Regions from separate parts of the Homo sapiens genome. Here all the other regions are linked to region 2. A link is a loop called in an ENCODE intact Hi-C map of the cell type or tissue named here. Cell type or tissue: PC-3. All regions are shown on one strand.

Region 1 (8,000 bases), 260 kb before region 2:
CTTAGATGTAGATACACCATGGCCCCTAAAAATGCAATCCTAGCATTCTCATGCTTTAAAAATTATCCAACGGACTGTCAACCAACTGTTTGTCCTAAATCATCTGGCTAACCGACCGATGACATCAGCCCAACTTAGTAAAAAGAGAAGTTAAAATCTGGCTTTGCCGTTTAACAGTAAGAGCAATAATAATTTTCCCCCAATCTTTTCGGCTATTTCTTTAAAAAGCTCACCTAAATTATGAGAAACCTAGGCAAACAATCTAAAACGTAGCTTAACTTTTTCATGAGTTAACAAATGATAGGACACACACACTGCAACTCAGGTAAACAGAAGTAGAGGCATTAGGTGGGTTCATTTTCTTCTCTTTTTTTTTTTAAATTAATTCTCTTTTTAAAAAAATTGTACTTTAAGTTCTGGGATACATGTGCAGAATGTGCAGTTTTGTTACATAGGTATACATGTGCCACGGAGATTTGGAGCACCCACCAACCCATTATCTAGGTTTTAAACCCTGCATCCATTAGGTATTTGTCCTAATGCTGTCCCTCCTTTCACCCCCCACGCCCCCCCGACAGACCCTGGTGTGTGACGTTCCCCTCCTTGTGTCCATGTGTTCTCATTGTTCAACTCCCACTTATGAGTGACAACATGCGGTGTTTGGTGTTTCTGTTCCTGTTTTAGTTTGCTGAGAATGATGGTTTCCAGGTTCATCCATGTCCCTGCATCATTTTTCTTACCCGCTCCAGGCACACCCAAGTTGCATCGTCCCTGACAATTATACTCGAGAATATCTTCCCTGATGAAAAAACAAAAACAAAACAAAGCAACAACAAAACTCAAACATGATTGTATTGGAACTTCAGTTCTCCGTACATAAAATAAAAAAATAAATATGCATTAAGCAGGTGTATCTCTATTGGGAATAATTTTTGTTAACGTAAGAAGAATATCTGCCTGAGTGATATTGGCAAGCCCCGCAGGCTGTGCATGCCTTTGCTCTCTTTCTTCCCAGTGACGTCCTGGAGCACTGTTTGTCAGCATTTCGTGTTTCCCATTTGGCAGTAATAATCTTTCTAAGTTTGACAAGAATTAAGTCATTTCAAATGGTTTTCAAGGCTCATTTTCAATTCATGTTGCAAATTGCAGTATATGAAGCATGTAAAACACTTGTTTCAATGAGAACATGATGCTTGCATTTAGTATTTACACGATATGAAATAAATCATGTCAGAATTAATAAGGTCCAATTCTATTAATGTCAGAAAAGATTAACGTAGGTTCCCTCTTCTAAGCAGACTCACCTGATACTCTGTGAATTATTCTTGACAGTGTTAAAATTAGACTAAGCCTACAAATAAAACAGACCAGCAAGTAAATTGAAGTAATAAATTAAGATATTGTGTAAATAAAGGTGTCTGTGGTAGAAGAAGCCAGATTTGATTGAAAATCCTTACTAGATTTGTTACCAGGAACATACTTATGACTGTATCTCCTGATAATCCCAGTTGCCTCTGAATTGAGCTTGTTTCTTGACATGCGTTTTTTATTAAAATGTAATATTTATACATGGGATATAAAAAAAAAGTAGTGGTAACTAGGAGAGACTATGCCACAGCAAGTGAGCATGATTTAATAATATAACAAAAGAGATTGTCAGGTAAATTAACTTGATCAGAAGTAGCTAGCTACATGCATATTAGCTAAATGCATAACCTCATCAGTTTGTATAGTTAGTGAAAATGTGGATGGGTGATTTAACTTGAGTTATCCCTTTGATTTCCACATTTACTTCCATTTGTTTTCTTGCATGGATTAGTACTCAGGGGATCTGTTTCCCTAGAAAGAAAGAAAGACAAAATGTCTGTTTAATTTAACTTTTCACTGAATGCTTTCTATGAGGCATATGAAAATGTTATTTTAAAATATGCTTATTATTCCAATTGGTAATAAATGATATTATTCCTAAATTTCATTACAAATATTGATCAAGTTGGGAGGACTGGGAAAGAAGGAAGAAAAAGCAAATTTATCTGAAATAATGAGGAACGATATAGGAATTTTACCATGTTATTAATAGGCAAAGTACTTAACAAATGGTATTATAGATATTATTCTTTATGATTTATATATTATATATACATTACTCAAAGCTTAGTGTGTATGTTTTTATTTAAATTCTCTGAAATATTTTATGTAAAATTTATTATAATCCAAAAAAATGTAGTTAACTCATGGTAGAAAAGTTTGTAAGTAACTATAAATAAACCGAGATTTTATTTTCCCCCAAAGAGCATGCTTTGGAAGCCATGGGTTAATGCATGGCTTTAAACATTAAATTGAGAAGAATAAAATGAGGAAATATGTAAGACTATAATTGCAAGGCTTATGAGGAAGTTGCTTGTAGTTTACATTGTAATCTCATAACATATCTGTAACATAAAATATCTCTGAAGGATTCAAATAACACTTTGTAGGAAAATGTGAGGGAGACCTGCAGGACAAGTGGATGAAAGTCAGAGAAATACTCTTCCCCCCAGAGTGGTGTGCAAAGCAGAGGATACATGACATATTTGTTAAACAGTTGGTAGTTAGTATACAGCTGCTTCAAGGACTATAAGGAATATGGAAAGTATAAACGACGTTATCAATGCCCTCACTAAGTTTGTACTCTAATATGACAGGTAAGATTTATTGTATACAAATTAGTGATGACGATTAATAAGATGACTAAATAAGTCAATGCTAAGCATCAAGTGTTGAAATCAGTTGTAGTTGGGGATTTTCAAGGCTAAGTGACTTTGGGCATTATGGTAATATTAGGGCATTAGAGTACAGAGGTGGGGAGGGAACATGAGAAAACCCCTGTGAACAAGTATTTAACGTCAATAAGGTAAAAAATGCTTCCCAAATGCACCTCTGTGTATGTAAAGAGATGTCCCACAGATGGCAGTTCTTAATAAGGAAAGCTTGGAGACAAACTTGACTTTCAATAACAGAGAAATAATAAATAAAAGGAGATGTTAATCCATATCAAGTAATTAGCTAGAAGTTGAAAATTATACTTTCCATGTTAATACTATTCAATTCTTTGGGGCAAATTGTATTACCTATGCTAAGTGACAATAAAAACCAGGGTTAAAAACTTTGTGTGGAGCATAATGTTTTTTCGTTTTAGACATGTGAAATTATTTCTGGGTCAAGATGTCAGGTGAACTCTACCTGCAACTGCTCTTCTCCACAGCAAATATCCACACCTGCATGCTCACACCTGCATACACACACCTGCATGCTCACACCTGCATGCTCACACCTATATACATAGGCACACACACAGCACACGTGCATGCCTGTTGTTGTGATGGCTGCAGATCTCAAAATGGAAGACTTACATGGAGCAGAATCCAGGAGAGGAACATCAACATTGAATAGGGCTGAACTAACAGGGCCATGGGCAGCTTCTGAGAGTGATAAAGGCATCAAAGTTAGAGCTGTGTTTCACTTATCTGTTACCAAATTAAAAGCCACTCCAAACTTCGTGGCTTAAAGCAACACCCTAGTGTCTGACAGCTGGAAGTAGGCTCAGGTAGAGATCTCTCTGGTCTCACCGTTGCCTCTCAGCTGGCTACAGATGCCCAGCTGGGCCTGAATGACCCGGGGTCCACATTTTTGTGTCTAATAAAGGTGCTGTTGGTCTGCTGGGCTACATGTCTCCAGCAGGCTGGGGCTGGCTTCATGTCATGATGGTCAGGCTCAAGAGCAGCAAGAGGGAAAACATGCCCCAATCCACAAGCACATTTCAAATGCCTGCTTGTGTCACATTTGCTAATATCCTGTTGCCAAAGCAAATGCCAGGGCTGTGTCAGTTTTGGAAGGGAATGCAGAAGGGCAAGGATACAGAGAGGTGTGACTCACTGGGAACTATGAATGTACCAGGAAATTCCAGATCCCAGGGAACATCTGATATTGCTGTAACTGCCCAGAGTAAGAGCTAGGAGGAGCCTCTGTGGTACAATTTGACTAGAGACCAGCACTGCAGAGGGCAAAGTTTGGCCCTTCTAAAATCACCCTAAATAAAATTGAGCACATTGGGAGGGGAACACTTTGCTGTTATATGTGTCATAAAATAAAAATTATAAAATATCTTAGCGAGTTTAATATAATAAAGTACACAGTCCAAAACAGTACAGAATATATATCTGAATGGAAACAATGGAAAAATGTGAAAATGATTTTAAGTCAAGAATAGTCATAGTATCCGAAGATGTAAAGGAAAGAATAGTAACCATGAATACAACAACAGCTATATACAAAAATACCAGCTGGGAGCTGGCACGGTGGCTCACACCTATAATCCCAGCACTTTTGGAGGCTGAGGCGGGTGGATCACAAAGTCAAGAGATAGAGACCATCCTGGCCAACATGGTGAAACCCCGTATTTACTAAAAATACAAAAATTAGCTGGGCATGGTGGCACACACCTGTAGTCACAGCTACTCAGGAGGCTGAGGTAGGAGAATTGTTTGAACTTGGGAGGCAGAGGTTGCAGTGAGCTGAGACTGTGCCACTGTGTTCCAGCCTGGTGACAGAGCGAGACTCCATCAAAAAAAAAAAAAAAAAAACAGCTTGAAATCTTAAAGTAACACCACAAAAATACAAACTTCAATGAGTGCCATAAAGAGTCATTTTGGCACAACAAACAGAAATAATGAACAAGAAATTAGAGAAACATGGGAAAAAAATCAAAAAGACCCAATATATATCTTTTAGGAGATCCAGAAGGAGAAAATAGATACAATGGGCAAGCAGTCATATTGAAAGAAAAAACATGCTTGAAAATATTCCAGAATTTAAGAAATAAATGATTTTTTTGGCTGAATAGCCAACTGAGGGCCAAGAAGCTTTGAAAAATTGTGTGCTTGTGTGTGTGTTTGTGTATGTGTCTATATAACTAAAACTAGAAATGAACATAGCAAAACACAAGTGGCAAATCACTAATTACATGACCTAATATTTTTTCTTTATGTATGCCACATTTTCTAACACTTTACTATGAGTATATGGTGCTTTCTTATTCATAAATACCTAATTTAAATATAAAAATACTAATGCCAATGACATTTGACAGGAGGATGAGGAATAAATGAAATTTGAATGGGGAAGAAATCTATGTTAGGACCTATGGTAGTCTCGGAAGGTGTTGTACAATTTGGAAAGATGAACCCAACCGCACTAAATGAAATAAGACTTTTTTTTTGGTAGCTGGGCATCTTCTAAAATTATAGAATCCTATCAGTTTCTGATAATATAAAATCAAATCATACATTTCTCAATGTAAACCACCACTTGAAACTCACAGAGGCCCCAAGCCTATTGATAAAACAAATATAACTGGATTTTCCACTTTTTAAATCTTATAATACCTGAAACGGCATAAAGGTACTTCCTTTTATCAAAAGAATTTTATTAGCAGCTAACGATGAACATGCTCCTATCTCTTCCAAGGAATGAGGTAGGACATTGCTTTTCTGTTATTGATTGCCAGCTTCGGGACCTACTTAAGATGAGTATTTAATGTTTTTCCACTCTCATTTTTCCTTGGTGATAATTTCGGTTATTGTGCAGCTAATATTCATTCCTGGCACCTTCCACTCTGGGCAGAGTATACCTCTCCAAACCACTGTTGTGTGTAACCATGTAACTTACCTTGGCCAATGCAGCGTTAGGAGATGTGGTATAAGCAGAGGATGTACATGCGTTTGCATGGTATGGCTTGGCTCTTGTGCTCTGATGGTGTGCCATGGGAAGAAAATGCCTAATTGGATACTACACCACCTTCGGTCCTACACCACCTTCGGTCCTAATGCACCACAAGCATACGTGGAGCAGATCTGAATCAGGTCCATAGCTTGCAGCCAGTCCTTGAACCAGCAGCTCAGACAAGAGTTGTCCAGTCAGGCATGAGCTGGATCAAATAGTGCTCTACTTGAAGACCCACAATATAAAAACATATGCTTATTGTTATAAGCCAATTTTGTGGGGATTTTTTTGTACATTATTATGACTGTAGCTGACTAATAAATCCTTTCTCTTTTCTTTTCTTTGTCTGTCTCCTATATGGCCTTTATTATTAGAAAAAAAACAACAAACAAGATCTGAGCTGAAATTAAATGAGGTAAAAGGATATTGCACTTCATGGAAAACTGAGCTTAAGCAAAAGTGAATGTCAGACATGATTGAGTAGATAGGTGCTGAGATACCATTATCCTCTGCTTATCTGGACACATTGAGTCTGTCTGTGTCAGGCAAGTCCAAATTGTTTCGATTCAGTAATGAAACTGGAAAGACTTATTAATGCCCTATGCTAAAAACCATTTCATATTTTGCTTTCAATGCTGAGGTCTTCCACAGTTAGGGAAATCCATCTAGTTTTTCAAGGTGCCTGCAGATATAATTTTTTTTTTTTTTTTGAGACAGAGTCTCACTCTTTCGCCCAGGCCAGAGTGCAGTGGCATGATCTCTGCTCACTGCAAGCTCCCCGTCCTGTGTTCACGCCATTCTCCTGCCTCAGCCTCCAGAGTACCTGGGACTACAGGCATCCGCCACCGCCCCCAGCTAATTTTTTGTATTTTTAATTGAGATGGAGTTTCACCGTGTTAGCCAGGATGGTCTCGATCTCCTGACCTCGTGATCCACCCGCCTCGGCCTCCCAAAGTGCTGGGATTACAGGCGTGAGGCACTGCGCTCGGCCCAGACATAATCTTATACTGGATAAATTGCTATGTCATGCTGGTTTGAAAGTTGAGGCACCTGGATGAAGGTCTATAGGTGGAGTCTTGGCCTCCTGGTGCCATGGTAGGAGTCCCTCCAGGCCCTATGACTTTCTGAGTCAATAATTGCTAGGAAGGGTTTTCAATCTATTCTTTCCCCACTGACTCCTTCTCCAGCCCCAACCTTAAACTACCAATGAATACGTGCATGATTGTTACTTCACTGGGAGTCAGTGAATTCCCTCCTTACTCACCGATCATCAAATGGATTAAAGACATTGAGACAAATTAAATCAACAGCTGTGGCAGTAACATCTGTGCTTCACCTTATTAGCTAGTAAGGATGTTATGAGACTGTCTAGCTGAGACTGACTCACGACCTCACAGCAGTATCTTCTCACTCAAGGATACAGCTCTTAATTCCTCATCTGAATGTCATGGTATCTTCCATAAATACTCTCTGTATCCTGAAATGTCACAACTACAAGTGTTAAATGTCTTAACACGTGCCCTTTGGTTTGTCTGCATACTGTATTGGGCTATTTCCATCTACTCTCATGACACTTATTACAAAGCATCTGGCTTTACTCTTTCTCATAGATGCTTTAAGTAGGAAATTCAGGTACCAGCTTCAAACTTTCTCTCACCTGAGGAAGAGAGCCCAGTGTATTAGTAAAGTTTAAAAATCTTTCGTTGAGGCAATCCCAATGACAAGAACCGGTGATATTCTGGGAGTATGTCCCATGAACTTCTCTCCTTGGCTTATTTTAATCTGGATCACTTGGCTATAATACATAATAACCATGAATGTAACTGCTTTCAGGGAGTTCTGTGAATCTTTCTAGGAAATTATTCAACTCCAAGGGTGGTCTTGAGGACCCCAAATTTACAAATTTTGTGAGATGTGAGATGGTCTTGGGACTCCCACATTTTTCAATTGGTGTCAGAAGTGAGAGTCCTCTTGGAAACTCCTTAACTCTGTAGTTGGTGTCACGAGTGAAGTTGTCAGAAGGAGATGCAGGGCTAGCTTACATGCCTTCTTGTGTGTGTGTTCACACTCAACATGAAGTGTTTGGAAGGGAAGGTTCCTACTAGATAGATCCCTCCAACTCTGTGGGTGATCTTGGGAAGAGGGGGTGGGAAAAATGTTGGCATGATTATACAATTATTTCCCACATCACCTCAACTTTCTTTTCTTCTACCTAATGCAGTGGTCCTGAGACTAGGGCT
Region 2 (8,000 bases):
CTTCAAATGTGCTGAGAGACCTGTGCTCTTCTGGATTAAATTTAAGGATGAAATTATTTTACTGATTTGAGAAAATTGTCACTGCCTTATAGTGTGTGCAAATCACAGGTGGCAGCACTGACTGAGCTGGGGCTGATGGTCGGCACGGTTCTGCCCAACACTGAACACAATTCTGCTGCCACAACGCTGTGCTCATCACAAAAACCACATAATGTGTGGTTAGCATCTCAAAGCTCTTCTCTCCTTTGTAGTCACAAAGACAGCATGTGAGAGTCCAGGATGTTTATTAACAGACATTCAAAGCACATATGTCACCCAGCACAGTGGTTCTCTCCTGTAATCCCAGCACTTTGGGAGGCCGAGATGGGTGGATTATTTGAGGTCAGGAGTTCAAGAGCAGCCTGACCAACACGGTGAATCCCCGCCTCTACTAAAAGTACAAACATTAGCTGGACATGGTGGTGCGTGCCTGTAGTCCCACCTATTCGGGAGGCTGAGGCAGGAAAATCATTTGAACCTGAGAGACGGAGGTTGCAGTGAGCCAAGATTGTACCACTGCGCTCCAGCCTGGGCGACAGAGCGAAACTCTGTCTCAAAACAAAACAAAACAAAAACAAACAAACAAGAACAACAAAAAAGCAAAGTACATGTGTCACAATAAGTTAATGGTAATGATTCAACCTAGAACTAAGTTTATATTAATATATGTTTAAACCTGAAAATGTGAATAGCTCCCTGACTATGTACAATGGAACTACACCACCAGTTCATCATGGCAAAGGACTAACTGGCAGAATCGTTAGGCCTAGAATAACCTGCTTGTTATTATGTTAGTGGCAAGATCATTGATATTCAGTCGCTCACATCAAGGCAGTAGGAGTTTTTCAGATGCCCGTGTTTGCTTACAAAGCGAATACGTATCACTAACTGGTAGGTGTGGTGATAAGATGCTGTGGAGAATGGAATGGGAATGCTAAGGCCTGACAGTGTTGTATCTGTGGTGGACTCAATTCTGATGAGAAAGAGAAAGCAGTGAAACAGAAAGAACTATCAAGATTTTTAGAAAATGTACGTTTATTTTGAGCTTGTAATTTGAGAATTGGTAACATATTTTGTTACCCTGGGGGACATTTCTGCATCGTTGCCCAATACTAAAGAATTAAGGAATTCACAGCCCAATGAAAATACACTAGTGCTTTGTGCAAATGTGGTTTTAGAAAGACAACTTTACAGGGATACTTTCTCATTTCTGTATCCTAACGTGGTGATGAATGGGGCTTTTCTTGTGGACATTTTTACCCTGGTTAATTCATTTATTTGGTGAACACCACTTTTCCTACTGGAAAATCTGGGCTTCCCCCATCAATGGTGTGTCACTGGGGCTAGGATCTGTGTGTGACACAGGCTGTGGCTGCTGACCAGCTGCGTGGAACCTGAATGGCCAAGCTAGGGTGTGCTGGTTGTAGGTCACCAGCTGCATGCAGTAATTAGAAACACTTACTCCCTCGGTGCAATCGGGTCGAGGGCAGAGTTCTCACAAGCTATTTATAATACTGCAGGAATTCTCTGTTCTCAACATTACCAAGGTTTATATAAATGGTCATTAGGAAAAATTGACTGTGCTAAAGAAAAGGACATTCTGTACTTAGAAGTGTTTTTGCATGGATTCCAAAAGGGATGAGAGGAAGGGGAAGGGAAGACAGGGAGAGTCTCACATTTTTGGAAAATCTCACATACATAAGGCTTCCATTAAAGTAAAAGAAAAAAGTCTGAACTGTAATTAATATTTCCAAGTTGTACACAGCTAGTGTAGGACATGGAGTCTTCCATACCCCAAATCTGAGAATATGAAAACATCAAAAAGAGATTTTGACCAATCTGAGGTTTTAAACAAAGGGTATTTTACACCCGCATTCTGTTTTTGTACAACCTTATAGACTTCTCTGTTTATAATGTTGTTTGTAGTTTTAGCAATGTTTAAATTAAAATACAGTAAAAATCCTTTGTATGTAGTTCAAGGCCTAAGTATACCTGTAATATAGTAATGCCTTCATTTTAGTGAAAGGCAACAGGGTCATAAAATGTAGCACTGAAGTTTTATCTTCTCTTCAAACTGCTCAGAAATGTCCCAGTGGAACTGCACTCTAACACCACTTGGACTCTCATTGGAACCTCTGGTGATGGTCTTTTTCTTTTTCAAAGGGTTTAGTAATTAAAAGGGAGTTTAGTAATTAAACTCCCTTGGATAGTACTTTAAAGAAGTCTTATTCTTTATACTAAAGTCTACATCTAACGTGAAATCTTTGGTGCTTCCATGAGGTCTAGTGCATCCAATAATGTTAAAATAGTAGTTAATATTTACTTGCTTCTCTAGACACTAATAAAAAAAATTGTAGATTTGCCATAGAAAACTGAAAGCCACTGGACAGCATCATTGTGATACATGGTGAATGCTGTCTTCTATTATTACAAAGTGTGTGCGCTTTATCAAGGGAAATTGGGTCCCTCGAGCAGAAGGGCCCCGCCTTTGGCCCTCAAGGAGCTGCAGTTGCCTTTTTTGTTGTTGTGTGTTTGTTTGAGATGATGGATCTTTTATTTTTTTTAATTTTTAATTTTTGTGGGTACATAGAAGGTGTATACATTTATGGGATAAACAAGGTGTTTTGATATAGGCATGCAATGTAGAATAGCCACACCAGAGTTTTGATACAGGCATGCAAGGTGGAACATTCACATCAGGGTAAATGGGGCATCCATTGCCTCATACACTTGCATCTTGAAAATCTTGTTGATCGTGCCCACTGCTCGCTGGCCTGTGCACTTACCCATGATAGAAAAAGACCCCTAAAACAAGGTGCAGCCATAAAGAGCCACTGTTGCCTGTTTCTCCTCAGGCTGCTGGCCTGTTGTCTCTGCTTGCAGGCACATTGGGTCCCCAGATCCCTGAGCCAGATGTGGTCACGGGTTCTGCCTCTGCAAAAGTTAACACCTGCCGCATCCTGAAGATCCAGTTAAAACTGGAAATAATATTTCTGAAGGAAGAGTGTTCCCTAAGGAAGGAGGACATGCATTCCTACAGGATAAATTTGCAACTTAGGGCCAGGAAAGTGGGGGAGATGCTATGACGTTCATTTGGTCTAGACCAAGGGTAGAGCTTAAGGGAGATGGCAGAAGGGTCAGGGTCAGCCCAACGCCTGACGCCCTGACATAGGGAGGTTTCACCATCAGGACTGTGGGAGGCAGGGCAGGGTGTTAAGTAAGGGAATAAAAACATAAAATGTACATTTAAAAAAGAACACACTGCTTGCAGAAATAATAAACCTAACAGAGCAATAAATCAAAACAGGGTAACATTTTAGACAGGAAGAGCCAACCTGTGAGTGTCGAGGTGAGTCGGATCACCTATGAGGAGAAGCCGAACAGACATAGTAAGGCCGGAGAACAGAAAGGCAGTTGATGAAAACACGGAGTCAGAATTAAGGGAAATGTGAATATTATTGGGAAGGATGGAAAGAGGCAGGGGGAGGAATGCAAACCAACAATGGAATGTGGACTTGGGGGTCCTGGGCTTCCTCTTAAAGGAGGAGGAGCGCTCTGTGGGACTTTGGAATGACAGTGAGCTCTGCTTGGATGCTAGGACTATCTCTGGTAGGATTCACTGCTCCAAAGCTCAAGAAAGAGGTAGATTCCCGGTAGAGTTAAAAACACGGGAGGGGAAGCAATCACTTGGTAGAAATAGAAGAGAAGACAGGCAGGGAAGGAATCCTAAGGGAAAACTACAGCTAAAGGGAAGAGAAGAAAGAGAACAATTTCAAAGAAAACAGAGGAGGCAAACTGAAGGATAGGAAAAGCCCAGGAGCGGAAGTGAAGTTAAAGACAAAAGAAGGACCAATTGTGGTAGGAAGTGCTCCTGTCCTTGAATTCCCCAGTGATGAGTGGAGCCCCTGAGAGGCGGAACCCTCCTGAGCAGGAGGAGTGCACAGTGAGATGGGGGGAAGAGCCAAGGAGAGTGGCAGCCAGCAGGACTCACCGCCCAAATGTGCTGCTTTGACAGAAGGGTTATTTTGAGCTGAAGATGCTTAAGAAGAAACAGACACTAGAAAAGCCCTCTGCCTTCCTGATATTTGCTAAGGCAGGACTTGCGTTTGTAAAGGTGACTCCCGTCCTCCAAACCAGGAGGTTAAGGAGTCAGTTACCTGAGATTATTCTAGACCTTTATCAGCTGGGAGGAGCCACAGGAATCTACCCAACAAACCTTACTCACTAGCCCTTGTCTTCCATCGACTTGCTTAAATATTTACATATATGCAATTTCCCTCCCCTGAATCTCAAAGCCCTTTTCCTTTGTCTTGTCACTTTTTCTGAAAAGCCTATTGGTCTGTGTCTAAGATGCTCCAGAAGCCCAAGTTCTAACCACCCCTCAGAGTTCCTCATTCCTGAGTTAACCTGCATGCATGCAGGATGCACTGGCCAATAAACTTGTTTGCTTTACCCTTGCTAATCTTGTTAATCTCTCTTCTGTCAGTCTCATTTACAGGGCCCAAGCGAGGAGGGTGGAGAGAAAATGAGTCTTTTCCTCCCCTACAATATCCATGGGCATAGACGGGGGTGAGCACCACAGCAGAGCCAAGTGTTGGGGCTTCGTGGTCAGTCTGGGTGGGGGCGCAGGTGTTGGGAGGGAGTTGTTCCTCATCCTCCTGGGTCCTGGAGGGCCACTGGAGTGAGATGGGTTAATGGGTGAAGACAGGGTGTCCCGTCAGAAGGAGCACATGCAAAGGCCAGAGTTTCAGGTCAGGAAATAGAGCTGGAATCTGCAATCCAATTTAGGATGAGTCATGCAATCAAATGTGTTATTGTTTTAAAATATGGGACTATTTACTTAGTACTATTGCATGCCAGCGTCACAAGCAAAGGAGGGTGAATATTGACAGAATACACACCAGACTGTTGGGACTTAGAAAATAATACCCCAAAATGAAGGCCTCAGAAGCAAACATTTTTCCTCTGACCTCCGGCCCCCCTGTCTCTCAGCCCCATTCTCCCCAGAGGCTGGCCACAGACACTAGAATCCCTTTCCTCAAGGTGAGTCATGGAAACTAGAATCCCTTTTCCCCAAAGCCAGCCATAAAACCTTAAAATATTATTCTAACTCCCACCCCCTACTCCCTGCATTTCTGTGTAAAACCTGACCATAAAGAAATTGTCTGACCTACCCTGTTTGATTATAGGTCATGAGAACCCCATTTCCAGAGAGACTCCTGCCCCACACCCAGGAGAAAGAAATGCATGCTCAGAGAGTCCGTGAATGACCTAGATAGACAGGGCTCACTGGGTTTCTCTACTGCATCCATCAGCATTAGATCAGGCCCCTTTTTTCAATTATATTTCTACATGGCTGTCCGTGACACTGAGTCCAAAGCTCGTACTACTCAGCACATGAACAGGCAATATGTTAAAGAAACAAGGAGTTGAGGCAAGGAAACTGACATGATTTTGGAAAGTCAGCAAACTGAGAAGATTGCACACTAATGTCCTAAAGAAGAACCATCTTAAAAGGCCTGAATCTCAAGCTTGTTTTTCTACTGGGGAAGGGGAACAAGAAGTGGATTTAGGTCAGGAGGTGACTGCTGACACAGACATCTGGACATCAGCAGGAGTTTGAGGAGGTTGCAAAACCTCTTTGTCCTTGGCCAGGTCACAGTGCTCCTATACATTGTCAACCAAACATTGCCACTTGTGTGTACACCCTGTTTATGTCCTCGAGTTAATTTTGGCAAGGGACTACTATTATCCTTGCCTGAAAGTTTAACTGTAAACTAAATTCCTCCCATACTTAGCTTGGCCTGCATAAAGGAATGAGCACTGGCAGTTAGCTTGTGAAGTTAGAAGCAACATGAAGTTGGCTATGTTAGCTTTCTCTCACATTCGTAGTTTGTTGAACCTAAACATAAAAATAGTCTATCCCCCCTGTATCTTGGGGACTTCATTCTTAAAGCTCTCGTATCACATACAACTGTGATCAAATAAGTTTGTGTGCCTTTTCTCCTGTGAATGCACCCTGTTGTCTGTGATTTTTCAGTGAACGCTCAGAGGGTTAAGGGGAAGTTTTTCCCTTCACTCCCACACGACCTTCCAGAACGGTGCTTATTAGGGGAGGTTCACGGAGTGTGGTTCTGCTTTATCCTCAGGACAGCAGGTGTCCTGGCGCCATGGTCCTGGGCACTCAGGATGAATGATGGGGAAAAACCAGCTTTTCCTCTTAAATACTCAGGAACTGCTATTCCAGCAGTGGGTCGTAACAGAACCTCAATATCCTACCCTAATCCCCAGAGTGCATCTTCTGAGGGAATCCTGGCCTCCTTTCTGCCATGACTGGGGCCGGAATCTAAGCCTCGATGTTTCAGGTCTACGTCCAGGAGATGAGTGCCTCCAGCCCCATCCATCAGCTCAACACTCTATGAAGACAGATTGTCTTAGCACCAGTTATAGCAGGTTTCCCTGAAACTCTTCTGGAGGCCAATCTAAATCACACATTTTAAGTTAATAGCCCAGACCCTTAAGCCTCTGATTTCTCTTTTAATTCTCAGAGCAAATCAACAAAGTAGGATTTATTTTATCTCATTTTTTTAAGTGACAACATTGAGGCATAAAGATGTAAAGATCCTCAAGGTTCCAGCACTGTTAGTACAGCTGAACCCAAATCCTCCTGGCCCCAGAACCGGGCCCTCAACACCACTATCTAGAAAGCTGGGTAGGAGCAGAATCGTGTAGGGCATTGAGCTTCACCCTGAAAGCAAATGAAAGCCACTGATGATTGTTAACTCATGAAAGATCCAATTTGTGTTTTAGAAATATCACTAGAGATAGAATTTGGAGGATAGATGTACTGGAGAGACCAGTGAGTTGCTCAATGGAGCCACAAACAGATGAGAGGAAGGCCTCTGAAACTCATCTGAGAACCTCTGAGTATGGCAAGAGATACACAGAGCCATGAAACACTGAGTATTTCAGAACACCCACCCTGTCTCATTGAACAGCTGGTCAGTAAACTTTTAGATTTTGTGCATTAAAGAGTGGATTATAGTAAGAGCTCCCCAGCCTCATAGCCAGCTACCACAATGGCTTATCCCCAGTGAAAAATCCCACTGCTTTTCTCAGGATCCTTGCCACCCCCATTTCCCAGCTGTGCCTGATAGCGCGGCTGCCTTGAGAAGCACTTAGAAGAAAGGGTTTTGCCAGTCATGAGATGTCAAAGCTCCTCATCAGTGTTTAAGTGCTGTGGACATTTACGGCTATGACTACTCCCTTGTCATGAATATTATCTCATTATGTCGAAATGCTTTATACCCTTGATAGAAAGAAACAACAGACTGAAAATCCAAATAACTATTATTGCCATTATTATTATTATTAAAGTATTTGCAGAATTGCCTCATTAAAAGGCAGTTTGTTACAAGTTAACTGTCTTGCATTTCTCTTTTCCAGTCTTTCTGGGGCTTTTGATTCCTTTTATAATCTCTTAGTTGTTCTTAGTAATGAAGAAAAGAATCTATTAAACACATGCTCATAGAATATAAAGATATGTTTATTTTCAGTAATCTCTTTTTTAATAAGCCTATTTCTTACAACAACTGAAGAAGAACATGTAGTTAATGTAGTTAATTTTCTTTCTAAACGTCTATCTACATATTTATCTAAATCAAGTCATATTTATGAAGGGTCCTCATTTGTTAACAAATGGAATATTCAAGAAAGAAAGAAACAATATTCAAGAAAGAAAGAGACAGTCTAGATAATTGGTAATATACCTTTAGACAGGAGATTCGTTTGTGCATTTAAATCCCTTTCTAACACAGCATATTTAAATATGAAGTCTCTATGCTAGTGGCTATTAATTTTAGGCAAGTTAAATGCCACTAAATATATGCATATTTTCTTTTATGCATTTTTGACACAATCTCAAAGCAGTTTTGAGACTCCTTAAATCTATTCATGAAACC
Region 3 (8,000 bases), 73 kb before region 2:
AATTACCTGTTTTCCTCATTCAACAAGCTATATTTTCACAACTGTATTACAGTATAGTGATATATAAAATAATACACTAGTTCCCATGCCTGAAAATACAAAAAAAAGTGGAGTGTATTTTTTTAAAATCCTGAGACCCATGCATTTTGGAAAGTGATGAAATCTTACTTATTAAGAAATGGATAGCTTTCTAAGTAAATATCTCCTTTCATCACCTTGAGATGTTATTTCTTGCCTTTGGCCAAGTTGGCCCTTACAATTTCTCCTTCAAATTTTTTGAGCATGAAACCACACTAAGAAACATGTCTCAGAACTGGTGAAAGCTTAGCTTATATATCAGATTAAGTCTTAAGTGAGAATATGGTGCTGGGAAGAAGAAAGTGGTGTGTGGGAAACATGCACAGCCCTGAAGCAGGCAGGGCAGGTGCCTGCTCTTCATGGGAGGATGTGCTGCCTGGAGAGGGCCACAGGCTCGGTGTGGCTTTGCCTCCACTTGTCTTTGCTAGTTTATCTCTTCCTTCTTTTTATTTTATTTTTCTAGTTACCACAAAACTGTCTATATTTACGGGGTACATAGTGAGGTTTCCGTACATACAATGTATAGTGATCAGAGTAATCAGCCTATCATCTCAAACATTTATCATTTCTCTGTGTTGGGAATATTTAGCATCCTCCTTCTAGTGATCTGAAGCTATATAATATATTATTGTTAACTATAGTTATCCCACAATGCTATAGGATACTGTAGAATACTAGATACCTTGCTCATATCTTGCACTTTTAGGATAAAGAAGGCTAATAAGTCAGCTAAGTTTGGGGGGTCACTAAATTGTTGTCCATATTAGTATCTAGAAATAAATGGGTGGAAAAACAGCCCCAGGGCAGGCGGTGAGATCCAGGAAATTTTCTGTTATACCCTACTGAGCCTCTTTAGTCCTTGCTAGCTATGTTTTCCTACTTCTTTTTTTTTTTTTTTTTTTTTGAGATGAAGTCTCACTCTGTCACCCAGGCTGGAGTGAAGTGGCACAGTCTCTGCTCTCTGCAACCTCTGCTTCCCAAGTTCAAGTGATTCTCCTGCTTCAGCTTCCTGAGTAGCTGGGACTACAGGCGCCTGCCACCATGCCCAGCTAATTTTTGTATCTTTAGTAGAGACGGGCTTTCACCATGTTGGCCAAGCTGGTCTCAAACTCCTGACCTCAAGTGATCCATCCACCTCAGCCTCCCAAAGTTCTTGGATTACAGGCATGAGCCACCATGCCCAGCCTGTTTTCCTCTTCTTTAAAAGTCTACTTTTCTACTTGAGCTTGATGTCTACTTTCTATCCAAAATCCAACGTTGTAAAGTTCCCGTGACGCCAAGAGCTTCCACCTTTATGTGCATCAACTTCTAAAATCATGTTTCTTCTTTCATCATAAAAATGTGAATTGCTGGTTTTCAGTAAATGCTTTGATGTACCTAAAAGATTGTTCAACTTTTTCCCAACTTTTGTTAACTCCAGTGACCAACCACTTATCATTAAAAAATGTCCAAATCCTTGCTTCTCAATCACTAATTATGGTGGCCCATGAAAGAGATGGTCGAGGATCCACTGACCCAAGAACAAGGGTGGATACCAAGCCCAAGTACTCCACAAAATAACAAATTCTGTGAAAGCAATGCCAACATCTAATGAATTAGAGAATGAATAGAGTCCATGTAAATATGTATTTTGAGCCAACAAGATAAAGGCAATGAGAAGTGAGAGTAGAGTCCATGAGGGTTATTGCTGGATGGAAGAGTGTTGAGTCACTGAAGAAAGAGAATAATGTACTGCATATTTCCCTCCAATAATTTTGAGCCCAAAAGATGATATGCAGAGGGGAATCGGCCAATTTTTGAGACAAATATAGTTGAACCAATTTGTGTTTTCAGACACAGCCCAAAATAAAATGCATTGTCACATTTAGCCAATACTGAAAATAAATTAAAATAATGAAATTTCCACAAATGGTTGGTTTGAACACATGGTACAAGGCTGACCTTTTTTCCTTCTGGTTAAACACAGATGTATATGATTTACTCATAATCCCTTCATGCATACATTTTCAGCTATGGTTTATTTTTTCATTGTAGTAGCAGTGTTTCTTCTGTTTCCAAGTTAAAGGGTTTCCTCAGTTCCATCTAATTTCCTTTACATGGAATTTAACCTCTCCTCTTATCCCCAAAGCAAAGTTTACTGGAATTGACAGTCTAATTCAATGAAAAAGAAAATTGCATGTCCTCAAATATGTAGCCAACCCATACTCAAAGAGCTACATCAAAATAAAGACTAGAAACTTGTTTTTACTAAGTGGTTAGCTTGGTAAAATTTGTGAACTAGAGTAAGAGAGGCAAATTATTTTGGCCTTCCTGTTAGTGTTTAAGGCAGTTCTAGTGTTTGGTGAACTTGGCATCTCACACACAGATACACAGAAAGTCACCAAAATAACTGTGGCCACTTTTTCGATTGTGAAATATAAGTCAAGTTAATAAAATGGACTTAATTCTTCATGATCCACGTTCATAGAGTTGATACTTCAAACGTTTGTAGGGTATAGGAATTGAAAACCTAGATTTGAGGTCTCTCTCAGTTACGGGGAGTATAGTGCTGACCTCACTTCATTTCAATGGCCTGGTCACTAAAATGAGGATAGTAATGAAATCTTCCTCAATGGTTGTTGGGAAACTTTCCCCAGATGAATGTACTGAGAGCTGAACTGAGATAGTCAGAAGCCACAACACACATACAGAATCTGACTTCTTTGTAGCCCTTATCAGAGAAGGAATCATTTAAGGTTCTTAAGAATTGTGAATGACGTTGAGTAAACTCCCAATAAATATTAGTTATAATTGCTGACTCACTTAAATAGAATGCCACCTGGTATTCCTTGAATTTTTGCTTCTTGTTCCTTGAATAAATGTGTAATATGAATCATTAACAAAAAAGAGAAAAAAGTTGCTGTTTTAATTTGGGTTCCCTGAAAAACATCTTGAGAAAAGGGTTGGATTGTAACCCAAGAGATGGGCTCTTCCTGACGTTCAGTTCTTGCTTGGAAAGTGGAGGTAATAAACGATTTCATTTTATTTTGTTTTCCATCCTGTATCATGAAAGAGTTGGAATAAGAATGTAATAGGACACAAAGACAGCGCTATTATCTTACAAATTACTTCATTAGACAGAGAAAGTATGCATGTTGGTGAGAATTTAAAAATGCATTTTGCTTGGATAGTGTACAATTCATAACAGGGACTTAAATGTAAAGCGTACAAAACAGGAACAAATATTGTAAAAATCACCTTTACTAAGGCATATGAATTCTATCAGCTGCCTGGCATACTGTGGGCACAATTTACAAGTATTAATACATTTACTTCTCATTCAGTGCTTTCAGGGAGCTACTAGAAATTCTCCCATTTTACAATTAGGGAAATTCAGGCTCAGAAACTTCTGCATCCTGCTCAAGATCATCTCCTGTCGTCTTGAATCAGTATTTGAAGGGGAATAGCCTGAGCTCATACTCCACAAGCGTGGCCACAACTCCATGCCACTTGTTCATTTATCTTTTGGGATGCCTTGTAATGATTGGCTTCATGTCCTCTCTACCTTCTCAGCTAACAGCTCAGTGACAGCAGGGTTCTTTGTACCTTATTCACCCTTACGCTGCCTGTGCCTCACACAGCGCCAGACACCAAGGAGGTGGAGAATAGATACTCGTCGACTGATTTGTCATAACATAGAGCTGCTCATTTCCACCTGTATTTCTGGTGAAAGAAAGAAAAGCTGAGGTCAGTTTTATGGGCCATTAAATGTTTTATGCTCCCGGCAAAGCTGACTCAGTCCCCAGGCAGGTTGTGTTCTGTGCTGCTATGTTTCGTCCACAAGAGCTGGGCTTATACTTCAAATAATACATCCATTCTAATCACAGAAAATGCATTTTCAGTTCTAAATCAGTCACTCGTGTTATATTTGAAATATACTTTCCAGGTTCAAGCACCTTTCCCTGTGATGGACAGCTTTGTATTTAAAAGAATCCAGATTCCCTTTGTTTGCACTGTACTTTCTCCTAAAGAATTTGAGAACTCCTGTTAAACACAATGCTTTTGTTGGAGGTTACAGGTTGTTTTGATTAGAAAATGTAAACAAAGTAGATTCACATTGTCCACAGAATCTGGAAATTACACCTTTACCAGTTATGGTGTTTATGCTGTTTTCTATCCTTTTAGATAAAATTTACCAGAGGAAATGACTCAGCAATGAAAATATTATGTTGTCCAGGTGCCAGTGTTTTACAGGCTGGTGGTAGTGAAGACGTTAGGTTGAGAGTAAATGTCCTTTAAATAAATTGTGTGTAACCTTGCCTATTCAGGAACAAAAATGAAAATCAAGAAGAAGAAGGAGGAACAAGAGGTGAGAGAAAGGGATAGTTGGTAGCGTATGTTGGAGTTTTATTTATAGTAACTAGCTAGTAAACCATTAATATATCAGCATATTGATGGGTTTTTCCCCGTGTTTTCTTTGAAATCTCTGACTAGATTTTGTGATTAAGTGTCACTCTGTAAATGATAAAGTAAATGAGACTTCATAGTGAATACTAATATTGAAAAAACTGAAAACAGGATTATAAAAGGTTTGCTTTTTGTATAGCAGCAAAGCAACTAGGATCTGTTTATAGAAGTAGACATTAAAAGCAGAGTCTCCTACTAGCACCTTCTGAGAGAACCACAACCCTTATTTAACAGTTTATCTATTTTTGTTTCTAACACTGGCTCCTAATTTGTCCATGTATTAAATATTTTCCTGGAAGAGTATGACATAAACCTGCAAACATCCCAGTGGTTGGAGAGATGCTTAACAAACACAGATGGATGCTGGTGATATCATAAGTACCAGACCCGAGAAGCATCCTTTTACATTTTTCAATCAGCCACTTATCTAAAGAGAATTCATATCTTTCCCCGATCCTCCCTACCTCCTCCTAGAAATCTCAGCCCTAGCCAGGGACATGAGTCGAAGGGCTTTTCTTTCTCTCTGGCATTATTATAGGAGGACAGTGTGAGCGCTGCAGCAGGTCTGAAGTGAGAGGAGAAATGAGAGACCTTTGCTCCATGGCTGGGCAGAGGCAACGCAGTCCACGCGGATGTCCCTGCTGGGCTATTGTGTTCTGAGATATGGAACTCGGCAGTGGTCGTGATGCCCCCAATCACAGTGGAATTTAATCATTTCTTATCAAAGCATTGTCTCTTCCAGATATTTTTCTCACTCTAAACAGCCGGCGGGAAAAAAAGAAAAGATAAGAGGAAGAAGGGAGCTGAGAATCTTTTGTGAAAGGTGAGGAGGTGAGAAGGTGAGGAGGCACCAGCCACACTGAGGAAGGAAGGGCTGTTGCCAAGAAAAATGCTTCTCCATCATAACTTGTCCTTTCCTCTGCTTTTCCTCCAGCTCTTTTCCTCCTGAACACCACTTAGTGATTGGCACGAAGCACATTTTACCCCTCCCCAGAGGCAGCCGACCTGCAAGACCTGCAATAGTCACACTGTGTTAAAGAGCATCTACGCGGGAGGTAGTGCTAACCTCAACAGACTTTCAGAGGATCCAAGTCTGTGTGCATTCGGCAGGAACGCAGGTCTGTAAAGTGACAACACAGCCATTTCATAATCACCCATCTGTAAGACATTTATCAAGAGCCTGAAAGCCTGATAACTTATCTCCCCTCTTGAAAGGGGTATCCTAGTCCAGAGGATCCCAAGACTTCTCGGCTTGCCAACCTTTTAATTCAATCCCCAGGATGATTTCTTGATGTTTAGCAAAGCTACTCACCAGGCTCTGTGAGTGGAAAACTCTGGGAAGTGTTCCCTGAAAGTGCTCAGACCCTGGCAGAGAACAGGGTCTTTGTGCTGTGAACTCTGATCCTGTCCTGTGGGCCTGAACCTAACACATCCTATAGTGTCCACCAAGATTTGCATCAACCATGTCCAGGTCCTCTGCAGATCATCCCTGGGAATGCTCAGGCCTTTGGATGTGCTTTCATAGCTGGTCTTTGCTTTCCTCTTGTCTCTGGGTCTCCAGAGGGACTCCACTGTCTTGCTCAGCTCTCTAAGCCCAGAGTCTGCACAGTGCCTGAAAGAGAGCATGTGCTTAGTGAATATTTATTGTGTGGATAAATTGATGACTACATGAATTAGAAACAACCACTCAGCCTTATAGGGTAGCTGTATGTGGTAGGCAGAATAATGTGCCTCCTCCCGAAGACATTGTAGCAGAGGAAAAAATGTATTTTTCTTACGCCAATCTTAAGTTCACTGATTGAGACCCTGCAAACTAGACTGATAAAACATAGATTAACAAGACAAAAACAATCAGGAGTTTACTAACACTCACATCCTACATACACATAAGAAAACCCAGTGATGAGTCACTCTACTGGGTGGTTTGAACTTGGGCTTCTATAGCATCTTAACAAAAGAACAATTAATTATTACAGTGATGGCAAGAGAAAGAAAACGGACATTTAGTTTCCAGAGCAGCAAACTGGGAGATAGTAAACATATGAGGCTACAAGGCAAGGGCTAGTGAGTGAGGTTTGTTAGGTCAACTTCTGTGGACCCTACAGGATGATAAGGGGCTAGAGTTTTTTCGGTGATTAACTCCTGTCCTTCTGGGTAGAGAGAAAGGGAGACACCTTTACAAATGATGCCCTGCCTTAGGCATATGGGAAGGGTTTGAAAGATTTTCTTGTATTAGCATATTCTCAATTGTCTTTAGCCCAAAAGAATCCTTATGCCAAAGTGGCATATTTTGGGGTAGCATGTTCTGTACCTCCAAAGCTTGAATTGATTTTATTTCTTCTCTGACTGTGCAAAGGCACTAAAATGCAAGGATGCAAATCAAATCTCAGGCTGTCTCTAAGACACAGGCCAAGGGACAGCTTTCTGAATAGTGAACTAAGGGGATATGTTAATAAAACAAACTGATACAAAAACGTATGTTCAGAGATAATTTATGTGGTAGTTACATGACAGCCTCAAAACACAAGATTAAGATAGAGAAACCAAACCAGGAACTAATAAGAAAATCAACCATTTTCAGGTTCAACCATTAACTCCAACAAGGATAAAATTGCCAAACAAGTTATTTAGCATTGTGTGAGTGAAATATGTAGATTTCCATATATCTTGTTATCTGGCTGACTGACTTGAAGTCATTTTAATTGAGTCAAGCCTAATCCATGCAGTTTTTTGGAAGTAGAATCCAATAGCCAGGGTAATGTCAGTTGCTATGACAAGCATCCATTCAACTATACAATGGCTCGGAAAAAAAATGAGGTCTGTTTCTCATTCCAAGGTGATGGAGGTCTATTTATCGTTCAAAGAATGTGCAGAAATTGGTGTTCCTAGTCAATGGATGGCTCTTTTTAAGGAAGTGACTCAGAGACCTGGGTCCTTACATCCTATGGTTCCACCAGCTTCAACACTTCCAAGGCTGCCATGCTCCTGTGCATGAAGGTGGTGAAGAAGAAGATAGCATTGGGAATTGTACATGACAGAGTTTTATGCCTGAAAATGGCGAGTGCCACTTCAGTTCTCATTTTATAGGGTAGATATATGTCACATTACCATTTAACTGCAAGAAACCCTAAGAAATATGGTTCTGCCATTTTTCCGGAGTGAATGGAAAATGAGTGAGTAGTTACCTGGTGTCTGGCACTAGAAATCAGGGAAGTATCTGTGATATACCCTAGCTAAAGCCCTGGGAGTTACCACCTCTCACAGTTGATTGCAGTCTTGAGCAATCACATATCATGAATATTTACAACTAAATGAATAATTGAAGTTCACCTGTTTCAAACCTTCCTTTGCAGATAAAAACAAAGTCTAGAAAAGCGAAATTCGTCTTCGAAGACCATGCAACTTAGCTAATGACAAAACTAAAACAATTTTCAAGTCCTAAATTTGTACCTAAATATTCTTTCAACCACAATTTG

Evidence for each region. Peaks named below come from ENCODE experiments on the same cell type or tissue, not always from the same donor. Only the 100,000 strongest peaks of a DNase experiment are listed, where the experiment ranks them.
Region 1: a loop joins it to region 2, with 9 times the contacts of the local background. A loop is called at or near these places in 2 of 110 quality-filtered maps.
Region 3: a loop joins it to region 2, with 9 times the contacts of the local background. A loop is called at or near these places in 6 of 110 quality-filtered maps.

Annotation. Positions count from the first base shown.
Region 1 is chr10:4,537,358-4,545,357 of GRCh38, reverse strand. No RefSeq gene overlaps it. Among named protein-coding and RNA genes, the nearest start is that of LINC00705, 110 kb to the left of the region's middle. In PC-3, a CTCF peak has its summit at 3,981; a DNase peak (open chromatin) is centred at 3,877; H3K27ac peaks cover 1,938 bases.
Region 2 is chr10:4,277,575-4,285,574 of GRCh38, reverse strand. No RefSeq gene overlaps it. Among named protein-coding and RNA genes, the nearest start is that of LINC00702, 38 kb to the right of the region's middle. In PC-3, no CTCF peak of the experiment used is centred here; DNase peaks (open chromatin) are centred at 4,464 and 4,854; H3K4me3 peaks cover 625 bases; H3K27ac peaks cover 3,347 bases.
Region 3 is chr10:4,350,370-4,358,369 of GRCh38, reverse strand. No RefSeq gene overlaps it. Among named protein-coding and RNA genes, the nearest start is that of LINC00703, 30 kb to the left of the region's middle. RefSeq lists an enhancer at 4,149-5,348 and a silencer at 6,419-6,713. In PC-3, no CTCF peak of the experiment used is centred here; DNase peaks (open chromatin) are centred at 3,759 and 4,269; H3K4me3 peaks cover 803 bases; H3K27ac peaks cover 2,961 bases.